Regions from separate parts of the Homo sapiens genome. Here region 2 is linked to region 1. Evidence: chromatin loops called from intact Hi-C (ENCODE). Cell type or tissue: HepG2. All regions are shown on one strand. Each heading gives the region's core, and the rest is flanking DNA. Links, peaks and the distances in the headings are about the cores only. Region 1 overlaps TTC13 (tetratricopeptide repeat domain 13). Region 2 holds the start of TRIM67 (tripartite motif containing 67).

The links. Hi-C counts contacts between places; a loop is a spot of excess contacts. Peaks named below come from ENCODE experiments on the same cell type or tissue, not always from the same donor. Only the 100,000 strongest peaks of a DNase experiment are listed, where the experiment ranks them.
Region 2: it touches region 1 in a loop (5-fold over the local background); 2 of 110 quality-filtered maps call a loop at or near these places.

What each region holds. Positions count from the first base shown.
Region 1 is chr1:230,960,408-230,970,548 of GRCh38, forward strand. TTC13 (tetratricopeptide repeat domain 13) reads right to left here. Exons shown (of 23, transcript NM_024525.5): 2 at 802-896. Among named protein-coding and RNA genes, the nearest start is that of TTC13, 13 kb to the right of the region's middle. In HepG2, for the core only: no CTCF peak of the experiment used is centred there; a DNase peak (open chromatin) is centred at 4,704.
Region 2 is chr1:231,157,339-231,167,479 of GRCh38, forward strand. It overlaps TRIM67 (tripartite motif containing 67), which reads left to right and starts at 4,720. Exons shown (of 10, transcript NM_001004342.5): 1 at 4,720-6,675. The coding sequence starts at 5,632. RefSeq lists a silencer at 4,762-5,077 and an enhancer at 4,986-5,620. In HepG2, for the core only: no CTCF peak of the experiment used is centred there; no DNase peak of the experiment used is centred there; H3K4me3 peaks cover 1,003 bases; H3K27me3 peaks cover 1,891 bases.

The DNA.
Region 1 (10,141 bases), core at 1,802-6,801:
CTTTACAAGACAGCCCCTTCTGATTTTGGGCAAGTCTAATTCGAGAGTTTTCCATATATCAAGTTGATTACTATGCAGCGAGTTAGGTAAAAGCAGACGATCATTCTCTAGTTTGCAGTTTCAATCCATCTTCAGTAGTTCTCACATGAAAAGGCAAGGCTTTGTTTGAAAAAAAAAAAAAAGAGTATCTTAAAAGGAAATTTTAAACCGAAGATGCAAAGAGTATCTATGCAGATGTTGAAGGAAAAGGCCTGGAGAAAAAATACATTAAACTTGGACACGGAAAGAACAATCAGCTTCATAGAGTTAAGTGTGAACAAAAAGAAGACCCATCCCTCTTGAGGCAGCCAGGCTGGAGGAGGAGATGCACTAACATGGATAGGCAGACGCAAACATTAGCTACTGTCAAGTATTCACCCCTGAAATGGAGAGGTCCACGGTATAGTTTAGTTGGTACTGATAGAAAACATAGATACAAAAGATACCCACATATGCAAAGGTTGGAAAAATAAGAGTCTACTATACCTACAAATACACAAGGCTGCTAGAAATAAGGTTTAACTATAATGTCCCTTTATTTCTTGACACTTGCAAATTAAAAGTTCTATGTCCAGAATAATCAACCATCCAATTCATAAGTCATAATTCAATGTGGCAAAATACCAGACGACCTATCTTTATCCTATGCATGTAGACTCAACGAGGCCCAACTTCTAGTTGACAGAGGCGACTTCCACTTTTTGGAACTAGTATCACTGGGCTTCAGGTTACAAAAACAGAACACAGAGAGAAGATGCATACCAGAATCTTCTCAGTGTTGAGGGAAAGCAAGGAGTCACAGGGTGATGATCCCTTGGGTTCGCAGTCTGAGTCATGGAAGTTCAAAAAGGATGACTCTGAAAGGCAAGCATTCTTTGTTATTCTCTACACCTTAATTTATGCTCTTAGGTGCTTAACTATGAATTAGAATTTTTAGACTCCACAGAACCAAAATAAGAACAGGTGTGAATAACACTAAAAGTGGCAACCAGCTGGGCACAGTGCCTCACACCTGTAATCCCAGCAACTCAGGAGGCTCGCTTGAGGCAAGGAGTTCAAGACCAGCCTGGGCAACAGCAAACCAACCAGGCTGGGTCTCAAACAGTGAGACCCTGTCTCTAGAAAACAAAAAATAGAAGTAGCAACCTGTATCCTACCTTTATAATAGGGTAATGTTTTACGGTTTGCAAGTATCTTGCACAACCATTAGTGATGTTCCTCACCACCATTCTCAAATGAGCAAAGCCAGTGAGCTTCCTGGATGGTTAAATGAGGTTTAAATAGGTTGTAACTTATCTAAAGGCAACAGGGTAGAAAGAGTACTAGTACAATGCTTGTCTCAGGACACATGTGGAACTAATATTGTTGTTGAGATCCTTCAGTCGAACAATCTATGGGGCAGCATTTACCATAGATTAAAAAAAATCACAAAAGGAGAATAAGCCAAACCAGTGAGACTTAAATGTTAAAAGATACACCCTAGGCCAGGCGTGGTGGCTCACACCTGTAATCCCAGCACTTTGGGAGGTCAAGGTGGGCGGATCACCTAAGGTCACGAGTTCGAGACCAGCCTGGCCAACATGGCAAAACCCTGTGTCTACTAAAATACAAAAATTAGCCAGGCGTGGTGGCAGGTGCCTGTAATCCCAGCTACTTGGGAGGCTGAGGCAGGAGAATCGCTTGAACCCGGGAGGCAGAGGTTGCCGTGAGCCGAGACTGTGCCATTGCACTCCAGCCTGGGCAACAAGAGCAAAACTCTGACTCAAAAAAAAAAAAATGATACACACTATGAGTCCAGTATGCAAAATATATAAATAGCTCTTACAACCCAACTAAAACAACACAATTTTAAAAACAGGCAAAGGACCTGTATAGGCATTGAGCACATGAAAAGTTGCTCAACATCATTACTAATTACTACTTAGGGAAATGTAAATCAAACCACAATAAGGTACCTCTTCACACACACACACTAGGATGGCTATAACCAAAAAGCAGAAAACAACAAGCAGTAGCAAGAATGTAGAAAAATTGGAACCCTTGTGCATTGCTGGTGGGAGTGTAAAATGGTACACCAGTTATGGAAAATAGTTCCTTAAAAAGCGAATCAGAATTTCCATATGATGCAGCAATTCTTCTCCTAGGTATATACCCCCAAAATTGAAAAGGGACTCAAACAAGTATTGTATATACATGTTCATAGTAGCGCTAATCACAGTAGCCAAAAGGGAGAAATGGTCCAAGTGTCCATCAACAGATGAATGAATAAACAAATTTTGGTGTATACAGAGTAGAATACTATTCGACCATAAAAAAATGAACTACTGATACACACTGCAACGTGGAAGAACTTCCAAAACATTATGCTAAATGGAAGAAGCCAGACACAAAGGGTCACTTATCATATGACTCCATCTATATGAAATGTCCAGAATAGGTGAATCCATAGAGACAAAATGCAGATTGGTGATTGCCGGGGATAGGGGAAGGAGGGACTAGGGAGAAACTGCTTAATGAGTAAGGGGTTTTATTTTGGAGTGTTGAAAACAACTTGGGGTGGTTGCACATGGTGAATGCCACTGAACTGTTTGCTCTAAAATGGTTAATTTTATATTAAAACATTTCACCTTGATAGATTATTGCAAAAAAAGATATGTTCTAATTCAGCAGTCATTAAAGAGCATTAAATTATGTTCAAGGAACCATCTGAGGGAGAGAATAAATTATAATATCAAAATCAGTCTGTGTCCTCAAAGAACATATAATTTAGCTAAATTCTCACGTGTTGTATATCTTAACAATAAGAAACAAGACATGATATGGTGAAGAAGCCCTGGGGTGGTGAACCATTACTGAAGCTGCAATGTTAAATTTCACAAGGCATAAGCAGGGTTTAAAAGAATGGATGGAGGCTGGGTGCGGTGACTCACACCTGCAATCCCAGGACTTTGGGAGGCTGAGGCAGGCCAATCCCTTGAGCCCAGGAGTTTGAGACCAACCTGGGCATCGTGGCAAAACACCATCTCTACAAAAGAAAAAATTAGCTGGGTGTGGTAGTACATGCCTGTAGTCCCAGCTACCCAGAGGCTAAGGTGGGAAGATCACCTGAGTCCAGGAGGTGGAAGCTGCAGTGAACCATGATCATACCACTGCACTCCAGTCTGGATGACAGAGTAAGACCCTGTCTCAAAATAAATAAATAAATAAATAAATAAATAAATAAATAAAAGAAAAAAGAATGGATGGATTTAGACTGGGGCAGAGAAAGGGAAGGGGTATTCCGGATAGGACGATGAGTGGTACACGCAAAGGTACAAAGGCAAGGAAATGCAAAGGGCAGCGAGGAGACTCCTACTCCCTGGCTAGAGCAGGGAGTTTGTGTTGGAAAAGAAAAAGTATGAGTTTGGAAGGTGAGGAGTCAGACTGCAGAAAGTCTGATCTGAACCCCAACGAAAGGCTTTAGTCCCACAAAAATGAAGATAGTAATGGTTCCTGGCAGATGGTTGGAGAATAATGACTCAATGAAAGATATTTTGGAAACATACACATTTATAACCTGTTTCTCCTGCCTTTTCTAAGCTAAGATTTGAGAACTTACTATATGCCAGGCACTGTGCTAAGCAATGTGTATACCTGGCCTTATTCTAACAATCCCTCTCCTTTGTGGAATCCATTTCAGTTTCAATAAATATACACCTACATAATTTTAAAAGGCTGCACTTAACCATACTTTTATCACTGGATACTTAGGATGTCCCTACTTTTTTCTTAATACGAACAGTATTTCAGTAAGTATTCTTGACCTATATTTTTGAAAATGTACCCACTTACAATAGATTCCAACAAATAAAATTGCCAAGTCAAAGGGTGTGCACAAGTTTAATATTTTTCATATATATTGCCCCAATTTCCTTCCTAGCATATAATAACAATTTCATTCCTACTAGAAGTTTGAGAAGGTCCATTTCCCTCCAGAGTACTGACATTCTTTTTAATCTTTCCCAATCTGAACATACCACTAATAAAGTTAAACTTTTGGTTTATTGGCCATTTGTATCTCCACTTTTGTAAATCACTTATATCCTTTGCTCATTTTTAAGTCATCTAAACCTATCCTTGCAAAAGATATTGAAAAAAATTCCTAATTATCTATTTTCCAAATGGTTAGCCAGTTGTCCCAGCACCACTTGTTAAATTATCAATTTGAATGCCACCTTTATAATACATTATAGACATTAGGATCTGTTTCTATACTTGCTTTTAAAGGAAATCTTTAAGATTATTTAAATCCAGCTATAGTAACCAAAACAGCATGGTACTGGCATAAAAACAGACACACAGACTAATGGAACAAAATAGAGAACCCAGAAACAAATCTACACGCCTACAGTGAACTCATTTTTGACAAAGGTGCCAAGAATACACACTGGGGAAGGCAGTCTTTTCAATAAATGGTGCTGGGAAAACTGAATATCCATATGCAAAAGAATGAAACTAGACTCCTATCCCTCACCATATACAAAATGAAATCTAAATGGATTAAAGACTTAAATCCAAGAACTCAAACTATGAAACTACTACAAGAAAACGTTGGGGAAGCTCTCCATGATATTCATCTGGGCAAAGATCTCTTGAGTAACACCCACAAACACAGGCAACCAAAGCAAACAAGGACAAATGGGATCATGTCAAGTTGAAAAGCTTCCCCACAGCAAAAGATACAAGCAACAAAGTGAAGAGACAACCCACAGAATCAGATAAAATATTTGCAAACTACCCCTCTGACAAGCGATTAGTAACCAGAATATATAAGGAGCACAAACAACTGTATTGGAAAAAATCTAATAATCCAACCAAAAAATGGGGAAAGATTTGAATAGACATTTCTTAAGACATACAAAAGGCCAACAGGCATATGAAAAGGTGGTCAACATCATTGATCATCAAAAAGTGCAAATCAAAACTACAATGAGATATCATCTCACCCCAGTTAAAATGGTGTATATGCAAAAGACAGATAATAACAAATGCTGGTGAGGATATGGAGAAAGGGGAACACTTGTACACTGCAGTGGGAATGTAAATTAGCAGAACCACGATAGAGAACAGTTTGGAGGTTCCTCAAAAAACTAAAAATTGAGCTACCATATGATCCAGCAATCCCACTGCTGGGTACATACCCAAAAGACAGGAAATCAGTATATGGAAGAGATATCTGCAATCCAATATTTGCTGCAGCAGTGTTTACAATAGCTCACTCTGACACCCAGACTAGAGTGCAGTGGCACGATCTCGGCTAACTGCAGCATTGACCTCAGCATCCCTAGTAGCTGGGAACACAGGCATGCACCACCACACCTGGCTAATTTTTCATTTTTATTTTTTGTGGAGACAGGGTCCCACTGTGTTGCCCAGAATGGTCTCGAACACCTGGGCTCAAGCAATCCTCTCGCCTCAACCTCCCAAAGTACTGGGATTACAGGCATGAATCACTGCACCTGACTTAAATTTTCTCCTAATTACTTAAACTTGGTAGGATTATATATCACTTTTCATTTAATATTTTTAAAATAAATTTTTAGTTTTCTATAAGAAACTTTTGTTTCCACACTTTCTAATCCCTTATAATGATCTGTTTGTTTTGATTTCAGTATCACATTGTTTCAATTATTGTAGCTTCACAATAAATAAATGTTTTTTGGTTTTTATTATTTTAAATTGATACAGAATAATTGTACATATGGGGTAGAGGGTGATATTTTGATTCACAATACATACATTTTAATATAAAACAAAGCCATTATCAATTTTATTCCAAAACTTTCTTGGCTATTTGTATAAACATTCTTTCTTCAGATAAACTTCAGTCAGTTTTTTAAGTTCCAAAACAAAAAAATCTCTCTATGATTTGTGTTAGGATGGCATTAAAATTGTAGATTAATAGGAGAAGAAATACTTCTTTATAAAATTTGATCTCTTTATTTAAATATTTTATTAAACTATGTGAAACTTCATAAATTTTATATAGGATTTACATGTGATTTTTTAAATTGGGTTGATAACCATTGATTCAATACATATTTGTTGAGCATCTACTATGTTCCCATCACTGTGTTAGCCTCTACTGAGCAAAACCAGAAATGACCCTTCTTCTACAAAGACATTATAGTTCCCTGTGGGAAAACTGATAGCAATCAAAGTACACAAAGAAACATAAACCAACAACAGTGTGAGAGCTACACATGACAGCACAGTCAGAAGATATGGCCTGGTCAGTTTCCCGAGGACGTGAATAACACCAGCTAACACATAGTTACCGTGTACAGGCAACCTTAGAATCCCCATTTCAAAGATGAGGAAAATGAGCCCGAGGAACCTGCAGTAATCATCCTGACGCTACCCTCTAGCAAAGCAGTGGAGGGAGGATCTGAACCTAGGCAGTCTGGTTCTGGAGTCTGTGCTCTTAGCCATGAATAAGTGAATGGGGACCTGAGGGAAATTATGGATTTCACCATGGGAGGCTATGGCACCGGGAGAGCAGTCAGGCAGAAATACCAGCACATGGTAAATCCTTTGTCCAACTGCCTAGTGCTGAATATTTTATCTGCCCACATTACTGAACTCTTTACAGCCCTATTAATGTCTCCATTTAGTCAGCTGGTAACTGTATTATCTGCACGTAATTTTATCAAGGTCTTTTAAAATATTTATATTAATTTAGCACCTTATTATACTAGATGAAACTTCCAAAAAGTACTCAATAACGCCACTGATTAACAGGCACCCCTGCTTATTCCTGACATTAATACTTCATTTAATAACTGAGATTTCATCAACTTTTGATGATAAAACTTTTTCACCTAACATTTATCAACATCCAGTGGAAAGCTGCTCTGTGTCAGCTATGGGTTGAGACTGATGTACTTCACCATATAAAAGAAGTATTTTCCTATTCTATTTTTTTTTTTACCAGAAACTTTAAATCAGGAGAGCTTGCTGACCTTTATCAAGCACTTTTGAAATTTATTTAAGATGTTTCTATGATTTTTCTCCTTTGGCCTATTAACAAACTAATTTAATTTTTTCAAGTTGAACCATCTGTGTACTTCTAAAACAAACTCTGATTGAGGTAGATCATTCTTTTAATTGCTTGCTAATATTTTACTTAAAATTTTTATAACTATGTATGTATCTTCTAAGGTTGCAATAGAAAAATAGTTGCTAGAGTTATAACTATAGTTGTGTGGAACAGGAGGTTAAATTTGTTCTTCGATCTTAAAATATTTAACTCACTATGGCTTTAATTACTTTACTATCATAAATGATTATATTAAAGGATAACTACTTAATATAATAAATAATTACAGCCCAACCAGCTGTACATAAATAGTATAAATTTCCTTGGATAGGAAAAGCATTAGTTTTCTTCCTTGCTTACGTCGTACAAGTAAAGTTAGTGCTGATTACTATAGAAACTGTGTGAAAACGCATCACAGAATTCTATCTTGTTCTTCTACATCATCTCTGGACATTTCTTCACTGCTTCAGAGTTTAATGTCTTAGCAGAGATTTCTGCACAGTTGCCTCTTAAGTTCTCATGGCCTCTGGAGCTCTGCGCATGCCTCTCATTCACAACTGACACTTGCACCTGCTCCCTCTTTCTGTAGTCACCTCATCAGGCTTATCTATTTTATTCTTCTTTTTTTTATCACTTAAGAATTTGTTTTCCTATGGTGGTGGGGGGGGGGCCTTTTTGTTTTATTGTGGTTAAAAAAAAAACACACATCACATAAAAGCAATCGCCTTAGCCATTTTTAGTTTGTATGGTTCAGTAGTATTAGGTATATGCACACTGACCTCCAGAACTTCTTAATCATTCTTTTTTTAAAAAAACAACCCGGGTCTATTTCTCAATTCCACTGCTGCTTTATTTCTAATTCATTTATACCAGCTTTGCTGTATTAGGCCTTCTAATTTCCCTTATTACCTCTTCTCGCAGCTCAAGTTCAGCATCTAGTTCATTTATTCCCTTTCTTCTTAGCATTAAACTAAGAAGGCAGGATGAGTTTAAGCAGGAGGCGACATCACTAACAGGTGTCTAAGGAGAGAAGGGGCAAGTAGAGCAGGGGGCAGGTGGGAGGCCATGGCCAGTTAAAATGAGCAAAGTCTGAATGGAGGCAGCAGCCATCGGGTTGAAATAGAGGGTCACGGTCTAAAGGATACAGCAAGTAAAAAGGAGAGGGCCTTGAGGAAGAATTAGGCACAGAAAGAGGGAAAAGACACAGGTTTCCAGTTTGTGCAATGAGGGAAGAAGTGGTGCCATCAACGGAAACAAGGAGTTTAAGAGGAAGAGAGGTTTTAGAGGGAAGTCAAGAGCTAACTTTGGGCTTGAGTCAAGTGATTACGCTGGAAGCTCTCTAGCATGTAGTTAAGAAAGTCCAGAGAAAGGTAAATACTACAGATATGGATGTGATGATTTGATAATCATTAACTTATGGTGGATGATAAGCTGAGACTGTAAGTACAGTCTCTAAGAAAGCTTAGGGGGCTGGGTGCGGTGGCTCACGCCTGTAATCCCAGCACTTTGGGAGGCTGAGGTGGGCGGATCACGAGGTCAGGAGATCGAGACCACGGTGAAACCCCGTCTCTACTAAAAATACAAAAACCTAGCCGGGTGCAGTGGCAGGCGCCTGTAGTCCCAGCTATCCGAGAGGCTGAGGCAGGAGAATGGCGTGAACCTGGGAGGCGAAGCTTGCAGTGAGCCGAGATTGCGCCACTGCACTCCAGCCTGGGTGACAAAGCGACACTCCATCTCAAAAAAAGAAAAGAAAAGAAAAGAAAAAGAAAGCTTAAGAAGCTTACGTTTAATAAGAGAAGAGTTGACCTGGTGAAGATGAGTATTTAAGAGATAGTGGGAGAATCAACTTAGCAATTTATCTTTTGTTAAAAGAACTATCCATTTCTTTGAAAGGTTCTACATCTGGGCCATAAAGCTGGATACAGTTATTATAATGATTTTCATATTTATTATACTTGCTTATTCCTCAAGCCAAATACTTGTTTCTGCTCATTTTTCTTGATTAGGCTTGCTAGATAACTGTCTAATCTTAAGCAGTATTTTCAAAGAACTAGGTCTTATATTTAATTCTAGTATTTCTCTGACTTCAAACTTAATTAATTAGTTTGAAGGCAATGTAACAGTGGCTCAGGGCAGGGCTATGGAGTCAGACTAACCCAGATTAGATGCTTCCCTGACTGTTTGACTTAGAGCAAGTCCTTTAGTACGTCTTAGCCTCAGCTCCTTCATCTGCAAAATAGAAATAACCACCCCCAGATACCTTCACAGGGCTACTGTGAAGAATAAAGGGTATAAAGCCCTGTGCACAGAAAAGGATTGTTAAATGTTAGTATAGGCTTATAGGCTAAAATCGCAGTGTTTTTTTGTTAAATTTTTCTATCTGCTTTCTTTAAGCTTATCTTGGCCTTCACAGTACTTCCCAGCTTCCAAATACCTTCATAAACCTCATTTCTTTTGATTCTCCATCCTCCAAGGTAGATACAAGGCACACTGTGCCCACTGTACACATGGGGAAATAAACTCAATGTTAATGAACATGTTTAAGGTCACAAAACAAAGACATAGCACAGCCGGGTCTTGCCACAGCAATGAAGAACATGGTACATTTGTCACAACTCCTTCTGCCAATGCTGGGTCCTAGTAATGAACAGTTTAGGTATAGCAGTGTCTTGAAACTTCTTTCCTCTCCTCCTAAACCTCACACACAACTGACCTTAAGAAGAGCAGTTTCAGCACATTGACGAGGACAAAAGCTAACCATAGAAGGTCCAAGAGAGAGTGGAGTGGTGGAGGCAGTCCATATGAACATCTCCTTTGAGGAATTCTGCTGTAAAAGGAGGCAGAGGGATGGGGCAGTGGCTGGAGGGGTGTGTGGTCATCTTAGTTGCTTGTATTTTCAGGATGGTAGTTTTATTAAGACCATCTGTATGCTGACGGAAGACAAGAGGAAATGAGAGCCAGTGAACAGAGAGCTGAACTAGGCAGAGGCACCGGCCACTCATCCACCACAACAGGACAGAAGGC
Region 2 (10,141 bases), core at 2,992-7,991, 200 kb after region 1:
TAAAAGAAAAAATATCATAAGCTTTCATTTAAAATTTGTTTTAGAGATTCTTACACTTGAGATTACAGCATCTGATTTTAGCTGATAAAGCCTTCAATTCCATTCTGCTTCATGCTTGAAATTCGAAGCATTCTGAAAGGAATGCAGATGATTTACTTCTAACTTGCTGTGTTAGCTGGAGTAAATTATTTAACTGATTTGTGCTTTTTTTTTTTTTGAGGAGAGGTTACATTACTCAGCCTCTTGAGTGTTTCTGGGACACTTAAGTGTAAAAACCATCCTGCAGTACATTATCCAAAGTAACTCATGGCAGAGTCTGTTTTTCTCTGCCTTGATAGCAGTAGATTGTGGAGTTTTAATTACTAATGTACTTTCCATGAGGCCAAGTGATGATAAGATGCACCATCAATTTAATAGGAAATTTTCAAAGCAACAGTAGGGAGAGCAGAAGTATGTATCAATTGTAGTATACTTTTTAATTTCAGCAACATTAAAATGTAAACATTTATACATATTAAAATTGAGGAAATGTGGTGATGCCTAATTCCCAGAGATGTTCTGAAAATTAAAAAAGGTTCTCATTCCACACTGTTAAGTGTTACAATGCAAATATTATTACTTGCCTCACCCACCCCACAGCCCAGCCTTTAATAATATATTAGGGACTTGAAAAAAAATAGATATGTCATTCAATTTGGGGATCAAATTTTTTTGTGAGTGTCATTTTTTAAAGGGGGGACTATGTTATTCGTTTTTTGTTTTTTTTGTTTAGACAGGGTCTCACTCTGTCACCCAGGCTGGAGTGCAGTAGCACAATCTTGGCTCACTGCAACCTCTGCCCCCTGGGGTTAAGCAATTCTCGTGCCTTCGCCTCCCAAGTAGCTGGGAGCTTGTGCCACCATGCCTGTCTAATTTTTCTATTTTTAGTAGAGACAGGGTTTCGCCATGCTGGCCAAGCTGGTCTTGAACTCCTGACCTCAAGTGATCCACCCGCCTCGGCCTTCCAGAGTGCTTGGATTACAGGCATGAGCCACGACATCCAGCCAAGGGATATGTCATTCTCAACAACAGCTAATACACAGAGACTGTAGAACCAGAAGGAATTTTTTTTTTTTCTGAGACAGAGTGTTGCTCTGTTGCCCAGGCTGGAGTGCAGTGGCAACATCTTGCCTCACTGCAACCTCCACCTCCCAGGTTCGAGCAATTCTCCTGCCGCAGCCTCCTGAGTAGCTGGGACTACAGGCACCTGCCACCATGTCTGGATAATTTTTGTGTGTTTTGTTCGTTTGTTTGTTTTGTTTTGTTTTGTTTTTTGAGGCGGAGTCTCCCTCTGTCGCCCAGGGTGGAGTGCAGTGGCGCGATCTTGGCTCACTGCAAGCTCCACCTCCTAGGTTCACACCATTCTTCTGTCTCAGCCTCCCGAGTAGCTGGGACTACAGGTGCCCGCCACCACACCTGGCTAATTTTTTGTATTTTTAGTAGAGATGGGGTTTCACTGTGTTAGCCAGGATGGTCTTGATCTCTTGACCTCTTGATCTGCCCACCTCGGCCTCTCAAAGTGCTAGGATTACAGGCGTGAGCCACTGCACCTGGCCAAATTTCTGTATTTTTAGTACAGACAGGGTTTCACCATATTGGTCAGGCTGGTCTCGAACTCCTGACCTTGTGATCCAGCCGCCTCGACCTCCCAAAGTGCTGGGATTACAGGCTTGAGCCATCGCACCCGGCCCCAGAAGGAAATTTAAATTTCAGTGAATTTTATCCCCAAAGTTTATAATAGGGAGAAACAGAGGTTCAGAGAACTAAAATGACTTCTCTATATGCATATGGTTCATGGCACAGTTGAGACAGAAAGAGGACTTTTTATAAATAATGTTGACGATTGTTAGCAATTATGATTATATACAGTGAAGCATTGAAGCCAGCTTTGTAACTTCAGTTCAGACAAAGGAGTGGTAGGATGCTAATCCCCCAAATGCACAATGTTTTAGCAAAAGTACAGTGCACGGATAAGCTGATTTATGTTGTAGAATTGAGGTGGTGGGGATTGAGAGTGAAAGCTGTCAGAATCCAAATGGAGTCACTAATGTTAAAAAAAAAAAAAAAGAAAGAAAGAAAAAAAGAAAAAAAGCCCTGACAGAGCCATGAAGGGAGAGTTTTCGTGCATAAATACCTCGTAACAAAAATGACTACAAAAGACTCCAAAACCTACAATCTTGCAGAGAGGCCATCATAACCCTACACCAAAAAATACTTCTATCAGGACATCTGCCCAGCAACTACCTGTCCAGCCTTGAGCTGGCATCACCCCTGTTATTGATATTTGTAGCCAAGGGTAATTATTTCAAAACAATTATTCAATCTTCCTCATTTTTTTCCCTTAAAAACCTCTGTCTTCTGTTACCTCCCTGAATACACACAGAGTTTACTATGGCAAGCATCTTTCCATTGCGGTACTTTTTTCCCAAATAAACCTCTCTTCTTTTAGAGAGCCTGTCTCTTTGTTATTTAGGTGACAAGAGTGCATGAGAAATGCATAGGTGTAGAATTCTGATGTACTAGATCACCTCCTCCCCGTGGAAAACAAAACTACACTCAGTCTGAGTGGAGGAGTGCTTGAACTGTAAGTCCTTCTGTACAGGAAAGGAGTTACACACCCCTCCAGGAGGCCACCCCTACCCCCAAGCAGTTTGTTTTGGTCCGAAAATGACAAAGGAGACTGGACTTCAGCCATATGGCTGCTGGTTTGGGGCAGACCTGTTCACAGTAGAACCATAAGAGGTTATGACTTCCCTTGTGGTCACCAGGAGGCTGGGCTGAGCCGGCGTAAATGATGGCACTTGCTAGGGTCACAGAAATGCATCTTTAAGTGCATTCAATTACAGACCTACCCATACACTGCGTTTCTGACATGACCCTGAAGATTCCATAGCACATTTCTGGAAGGCTTATCTGAGAGTTGCAGGCAGGATCCAGCTCATTGTGGCTTTATCTACACAAGGCAGATGAGGACAAGGTTGTTACCATCTCCCATCTGTGGCTACTGATGCCTGGTTAAATAATTGTTCCAAGTCCCCTAGCTGAGGGGAAGTAGAGTCAGGTCTCTTAATGCTGTGCGATGCTCTATCTGGCCTTAGCTTGGCCTACTCTTCAACTTTGGCACAAACTGGAAGCAAGCTGCAAAGCCGGACTAAAGGTTCATAGGATTTTAAAACAGAGCCTGGCGTGGTGGCACAGGCCTGTAGTCCCAGCTACTTGGGAGGCTGAGGTAGGAGGATTGCTTGAGTCCAGGAGTTCGAGGCTGTAGTGAGCTATGATCACGCCACTGCACTCCAGCCTGGGCGACCCAGAGAGACTCCAACCGCCGCCCCCACAACAAAAACAGAAAGTAGGAAACGCCGTCTGTATTTGCAACTAGCTCGTTTAGTTCTCAGACATGAGTATTATGACAATATTCATTTGGCATTTCAGGATCCGAGCGAGGGAAAGCCTAAGCGAGCTGCTGAGTGGGGCCAGTGGTCCCGGGGCGTCCTGACTTCCAAGGCTCTGGGCCTTCGTGCTGCGGCCAGGAGCGCGTCGCCAAGCGCCTCCCCAAGGGTCCCCCTGCAGGGGTTCCTGTCCCCTAGGCACAGAGCCCCAAGCCCTGGGCGCAGGCTGCAGCTTCCCCCTGCCTGACCCCGCCAGCCTGCGCCTCCTCACCCGGGGACTAGCAGAAGCCTGGGCCCGCGCCTGGCGCTACGACTCCGGTCTTTAGTCTTTGTTTGGAGCACGGGAGAACCTGGGACGGAGGGAGGCATGACTTCAATATTCATATCGTTGTTAAATAAACGATTTCCTAATTTGTATCTGTTTCATGCCAGCGTGAAACTTCTGTAGGCAGAGCCGGCTGCGCTGCCAGCACTTTCTTCTGCTCGTCCCCACCCACCTCTGCCTCCCCCACCCAGCCTTCCCTCGGCAGCAGCGGGGAAGAACAGCCGAGCAGACCAAACAGCCGGGGCCGCGGGTGGGAGGCTGTTCCCGCAGCTCGTGGCTGGCGTTGGAGAATGTGGAGATTTTCCCATTCATAAAAGGAACGTCTCCGCTTGCCGCCTTCCCGTCCGCCGCACACCGCCACATCCGCAGCGGGGTAGGGCTGGGTCTGGGGGCGCTGGGTTCCCAGGGGTCTACCCGGGCGCGCTCTCGCCTTTCTCAGGAAACCCCATTTTGTGAGCGGCACCGCGTGTCCTCTCTCAGTCCGTGCACACAGTTGACCTGGAGCGCGGATGAGCACCCTTGGTTGAAAGGAAGAGACAAAATGGCTTGTGGTTCAATTCATAAATAAAACCTCACCCTTGGACTTCAGGCTGCCCGACATTTTGGGACTTGGATTTTTTTGCTTTATCGTAGTTTTAGGAAGCGACTGTCAGGCCATGTTGCCTATCCATTTCTAAACGACTGGCTTTTTAGGATCCCGTTTTCACCCTTCTATGGCGGTGGGTTGGGGGTGGGGTGTGGAACTGGAGTGGCCCAGGGAGACGATGGCAGGGGCGGGGCGGGGCAGGTCGTTGTACTGATTCAAGATACAATCTCCATCCAAATAATGGATTGTTATTAACAATGATCCTCCCTGCAAAACCCTTAAAATTGCCCCTTGATTCCCTAGCAGCAAGAGGCGAGCCCTTATTCGCTGAGCTGAAGCCTCCTCCCCCCTCCTCCCCATTACTCTCTGCTCTGGAAATTACAACTCCTCGGCGCGCCGCGCGGGGAGGCAGCGGCAGCGGCGGGAGGGAGGCGGGGAGGGGATTCCCGAGCCAGCCGGACGCTCGCCCTCCGCCCGCCGGCTGCAGCGTCGCGCGGCCCAAGGTCAGAGGCGCCGCAGGAGCAGCAGCTGGGAACCAGGGAAGCGGGTCAATCCCGGCCGCAGGGAGAAAGCCCCAGGGCGCAGTCAGCCGGCGTCCACAGCCGCCCAGGAGTAGGGTGAGCGGCTGTCTCCGGGCCGGTCGGGTCCCGCCGAGGTGGCCGCGGCCCCAGCGACCCGGCGGGTGGCGGCCCAGGGGTCGGCGAGCAGGCAGCTGGAGCCCCACCTTCGGCTCCCGGGCGCTGTCCGCCGCCTCGTGGTGCTGATCCCAGCCCCACGGCTGAGCGGCCTTCGCACCTGCCTGTCTCACCTCGCTATCACCCCGATAAGGAGTTGGGCCGGGGCAGAAGGGGGGCCTCGGGGTAGCCGCCCACCGGAGCCAGGGGCTGAAGCAGCGAGCGCACAGCAGCCCGGCCGCTGGTCCTGGGGTGGAGAGGAGGCGCGCGCTGCAGCCGGCGGCGGCGCTGGTGCTGATTCATCACCTAAAGCTCCTCGCAGGCCACCGCGAGGGCAGCCGACCGGCTCCGGAATCTGGCCGCAGGTTGAAGCCGCTGGTGCGGGACCCTCGGGCAGGAGGTGAGGACCCCCTCCCTTCTCTCGCCCCTCAATCATCTTAGGGCGGTGGCTACAGGACAGAGAGAGGGGCGTGCCCCTCGGCTGTGAAGTGGGCATGCCCGTGTGATGCCCCCGCCCGTCGTCTCACCGGGGCGCACCGCGCTGGTCCTCCTCCGCCAGTCTCCCGAGCTCCGGCCATTCATCCCCAGCGCAGAGCAGCGCTGGCAGCCGGCGCCGCGATGGAGGAAGAGCTGAAGTGTCCCGTGTGCGGCTCTCTGTTTCGGGAGCCTATCATCCTGCCCTGTTCCCACAATGTCTGCCTGCCTTGCGCTCGCACCATCGCGGTGCAGACCCCGGACGGTGAGCAGCACCTGCCCCAGCCGCTCCTGCTTTCCCGGGGATCGGGGCTGCAGGCGGGCGCCGCCGCCGCTGCCTCTCTGGAGCACGACGCTGCGGCTGGCCCGGCCTGCGGCGGTGCAGGCGGGAGTGCAGCTGGCGGCCTCGGCGGCGGTGCGGGAGGTGGCGGAGACCACGCGGACAAGCTCAGCTTGTACAGCGAGACAGACAGCGGCTACGGGTCCTACACCCCGAGCCTCAAGTCCCCCAACGGGGTTCGCGTGCTGCCCATGGTGCCCGCACCACCCGGCTCCTCGGCTGCGGCGGCTCGGGGTGCCGCCTGCTCCTCGCTGTCCTCGTCTTCGAGCTCCATCACGTGCCCGCAGTGCCACCGCAGCGCATCCCTGGACCACCGCGGCCTGCGCGGCTTCCAGCGCAACCGGCTGCTCGAGGCCATCGTGCAGCGGTACCAGCAGGGCCGCGGGGCCGTGCCGGGGACGTCTGCAGCCGCGGCGGTGGCCATCTGCCAGCTGTGCGACCGCACCCCGCCAGAGCCAGCAGCCACGCTCTGCGAGCAGTGCGACGTCCTCTACTGCTCTGCCTGCCAGCTCAAGTGCCATCCATCCCGGGGACCCTTCGCCAAGCATCGCCTGGTGCAGCCGCCGCCGCCGCCGCCGCCGCCCGCCGAGGCAGCCTCCGGGCCCACTGGCACCGCCCAGGGCGCCCCCAGCGGAGGCGGCGGCTGCAAGAGCCCGGGAGGCGCGGGGGCGGGGGCGACTGGGGGCAGCACGGCCCGCAAGTTCCCCACGTGTCCCGAGCATGAAATGGAGAACTACAGCATGTACTGCGTGAGCTGTCGAACCCCGGTGTGTTATCTGTGCCTGGAGGAGGGCCGGCACGCCAAGCACGAGGTGAAGCCGCTGGGGGCCATGTGGAAGCAGCACAAGGTGAGCCCGCGGGACGCGGGAGTGCAGGTGCCAGGGAAGAGGGTACGAGGAGAAAGGCTTTTGGCCTCTCCCTTGGAGAGCTGACAGAAAGTCGGTCAGAGGGTCAGGCAGGAATTACCTCACTCATTAGCCATTCATTCCATCAGATAGTCATTTGACAAACAGGTAAGGGACTCCCGGTACTTTGGACTGGATGCTGGAGATGGGAAGGGTATGGAAAGATGACTTATTAGGTCCCCACCCACCCGAGGTTTTAGGATTTATGTAGGCACAGGGCACCCAAAACGCAGACACAGGGCTCTTTTACTCCCAACGTCTGACTAATAAGTTACCTTGATGGTCCCTTTTGAGTTAAGGCATGCAGGATCTCCTTTTCCCCTCTGCCACCCTCAGCAACTTATGGCTGGCAATGTGTCCTTGTATCTGATACTGCGAGAAAGAGAGGAGCCATCAAAATCTGGTTAGGTCCTTGATCAGACCCCAAGTCAAGACTAGAGTTGGTTTTTCTAACATTCACCTAAATTTCCCATCCAAATGCCAAAGATGAGCAATTGGACTCACTTCCCCAGAGGTCAATGAACTAGGCCTGGCAGAGTTAGAATCTTGTGGGAAGGACCCCTAACCGCCTCTGGAACTTCAGACACCAATTATTCCTTGTAGTCTTACCAGTAAACAGTCACCGCAGAGGCAAGAGGTCTCCACACAGCCCAGCCAGAAATATATATTTGAATTGAGGAGGAAAATAAAGTAATTGGCCAAGGCTATCCAACTGGAAATAAGCAAAAAGGTGAGCACAGATGAGAGGAAGAGACTAAGAGACTAACCATTCCTATATAGATTTGTTGTTCATATATAGTTACTCTATAGTATTATCTGCTATAATGAGCATACGTTGTTATTATAATTTAACATTTTAGAATAACAAATTAGAAAAAACAAACATGAAACACTTTAGGAATCCACCTTTAAGAGGAGAATTTGCATAATACATATGAAAAAAAGATAAATATGCAGTCAAATCCCTAGTTCTAGAGCAGTAGTTCTCAACTGTGTCCAATTTTCACCCCTTACCCCAACCCCTCCCCAACATTTGGCAATGTCTGGGGACATTTTTAGTTATCACACCTAGAAGGTGCCACTGGAATCTAGTGGATAGAGGCCAGGGAAGCTGATAAACATTCTACAGTGCACAGGAAAACTCCCCAAAACAATTATCCAGCCCCAAATGTCAACAGTGCTCTGGAGAGAAATCCTGCTCTATAGTTACACAGACCTGTATCCAAATCTTAGGACTTGCAATTTACTAGCTGTATGAGTCTAGGCACAATTTAAAACCCATTGGAAAAAAATACCAAACTTAAGACAATTGCGGTAAGGATTAAGTATAATACTGTATGTTTAGCCTCTAGCAAAGCACCTTAAATATAATTGATAAATAACATTAAATGTTGCTGCTTATTGTATAATCCTAATACCTAAAACCAGTGAATTTGCAGAAAGCTACAGGGAAGTAGCAAAGAGTGCTTATTTGGCCTCACTGACTTGGTTAGCTAGAGAAAACATGAGCTGGCAACTTTTGGTAGTGTTTATGCTGAGTCCTAAAATAGCTTTGAGCTGAATCAGAATTGTTGCCTTGAATTAGTTATCATTCATATGATATTTTGTTGCATATTGCTTCACAGTAATTGTAGCTATCTTGCTTATTTCATCTTTTAAGTGAATAAACATCATTTTACAAATAAATTATTTGTAAAAAGGGCTGTGACCAATTACCAAGACAAGAAGTACAGATTCCAAATCTCACATTCAGATTTCACAAACTGCTAAATCTTCACAGCTTAGAGAGACAAAACTAATTCTGAGTGTTGCCACTCAGATGTTCAGAATTAGTGAAGAGTGGAAACCAAAGAGAGTTGAGATGAGAATTTGCAATTGTAAGAGAAATTAACTGTCTTACATGGAAAAGTGAGTTAGATAATGAGCTATGGTTTAAAGAACTAAGGTTATACAGGAAAAATCATTGGTCATCCCTGGCTTGGTGTCAACAGCAGTTTTATAAAATTTCTATCCTCAGCCAACAATGCAAAGTTATGAGGAAATTTGGGAAGCACATGTGATATTTGCCCCCTCGAGTGGGCAGTGTAAACTGTGGGAATATGACTATGCAGGATCTCAATTTTGTGACATCCTCCTAAATCCAGAAGGAACACTACAAGTTACTTTTGTGAACGCCTGTTTTCAAGAATGAATAGAAGTGCTGCTGTTCTTCTTCAGCAGGTGCTGTTGATTTCTACAGAAAGGGAAACTACTGAGTGCTTATTATGAGCATTTCACCTGGGGGCTGGCAATCAAAAGAAATGATCAATGGGAGAGCCTTGGTCAAACACTGTTGGTCTTGCTTTGTGGCTGGGCATCTAGACCAGTATGTATGCTGTGAGGGTGGCTACTTTTGAAAGACAAACTAGAACCCTCCATTAAGACTCCCACTGTTGGCAATTTAAGTTTTTCAGTAAAACATGAAGTCTCTGGATTTTGTTGTTGTTATCTAAAAATCTCAGAACCTTGACAAGGCCTCATTGCATCACCAGAACTAGAATTGGGACAGCAACATTTCTCTAACATTCCTGTGATTAAAGAAGCCATCATCAAAGCCTTGCTTTAATTTTTCTCTGGTGTTACTGCAGCTTACCTTCTGATTAGTGATTCTTAAGTAAAGAGACATATATGTGACACTGAAATCTATTTTAAAATAAGATTATCACCTTTTAAAAGCAGTGTAAAAAACTTTAGGTCTTGGCTAAACACATTTCTGTATGAATTTCTTGGGAGAGGATTAACTGTTTCAAAGAGCTTCTGATGTGAAGATGGGATAGGGAAGGGTAACTGTACAGGAGAGCTTTTGGTTGTTTGCTTCTTGATTATGAAAATCTGTTTTTCCTGAAGCTGGAGAAAAGGGTTACTGTGTACCATAGCTCTTTCCTAGTGTGACATGCCACAGAATGTCAACATCTATAACTCCTCACTCAGGGAGAACTCTGACCTGCTGGGTGCAGATGGCCAGCTCTGAATTAAACTGGGTAGGAGTTGATTCCTAAGTTGAGGTTAGAGAATAATTCTTTTTTCTTTATAGATAAGCTCTTCTTCTGGAGTTCTTTGAGAGCCATGGTAAATCGAAGAGCCTTAAAAGAAAATCTCACTGATACTCCAGGAGTACTATTCCCACTGAGTCAGCACCTCACAAAAGCAAGGGAGAGGGTGTGGCCTGGAAAGCTCAGAAAAGACAGGACTTTTGATCACTCTAATGTCTTTTTTTTTTTTTTTTTTTTTGAGACGGAGTCTCGCTCTGTCGCCCAGGCTGGAGTGCAGTGGCGGGATCTCGGCTCACTGCAAGCTCCGCCTCCCGGGTTCACGCCATTCTCCCGCCTCAGCCTCCCAAGTAGCTGGGACTACAGGCGCCCGCCACTAC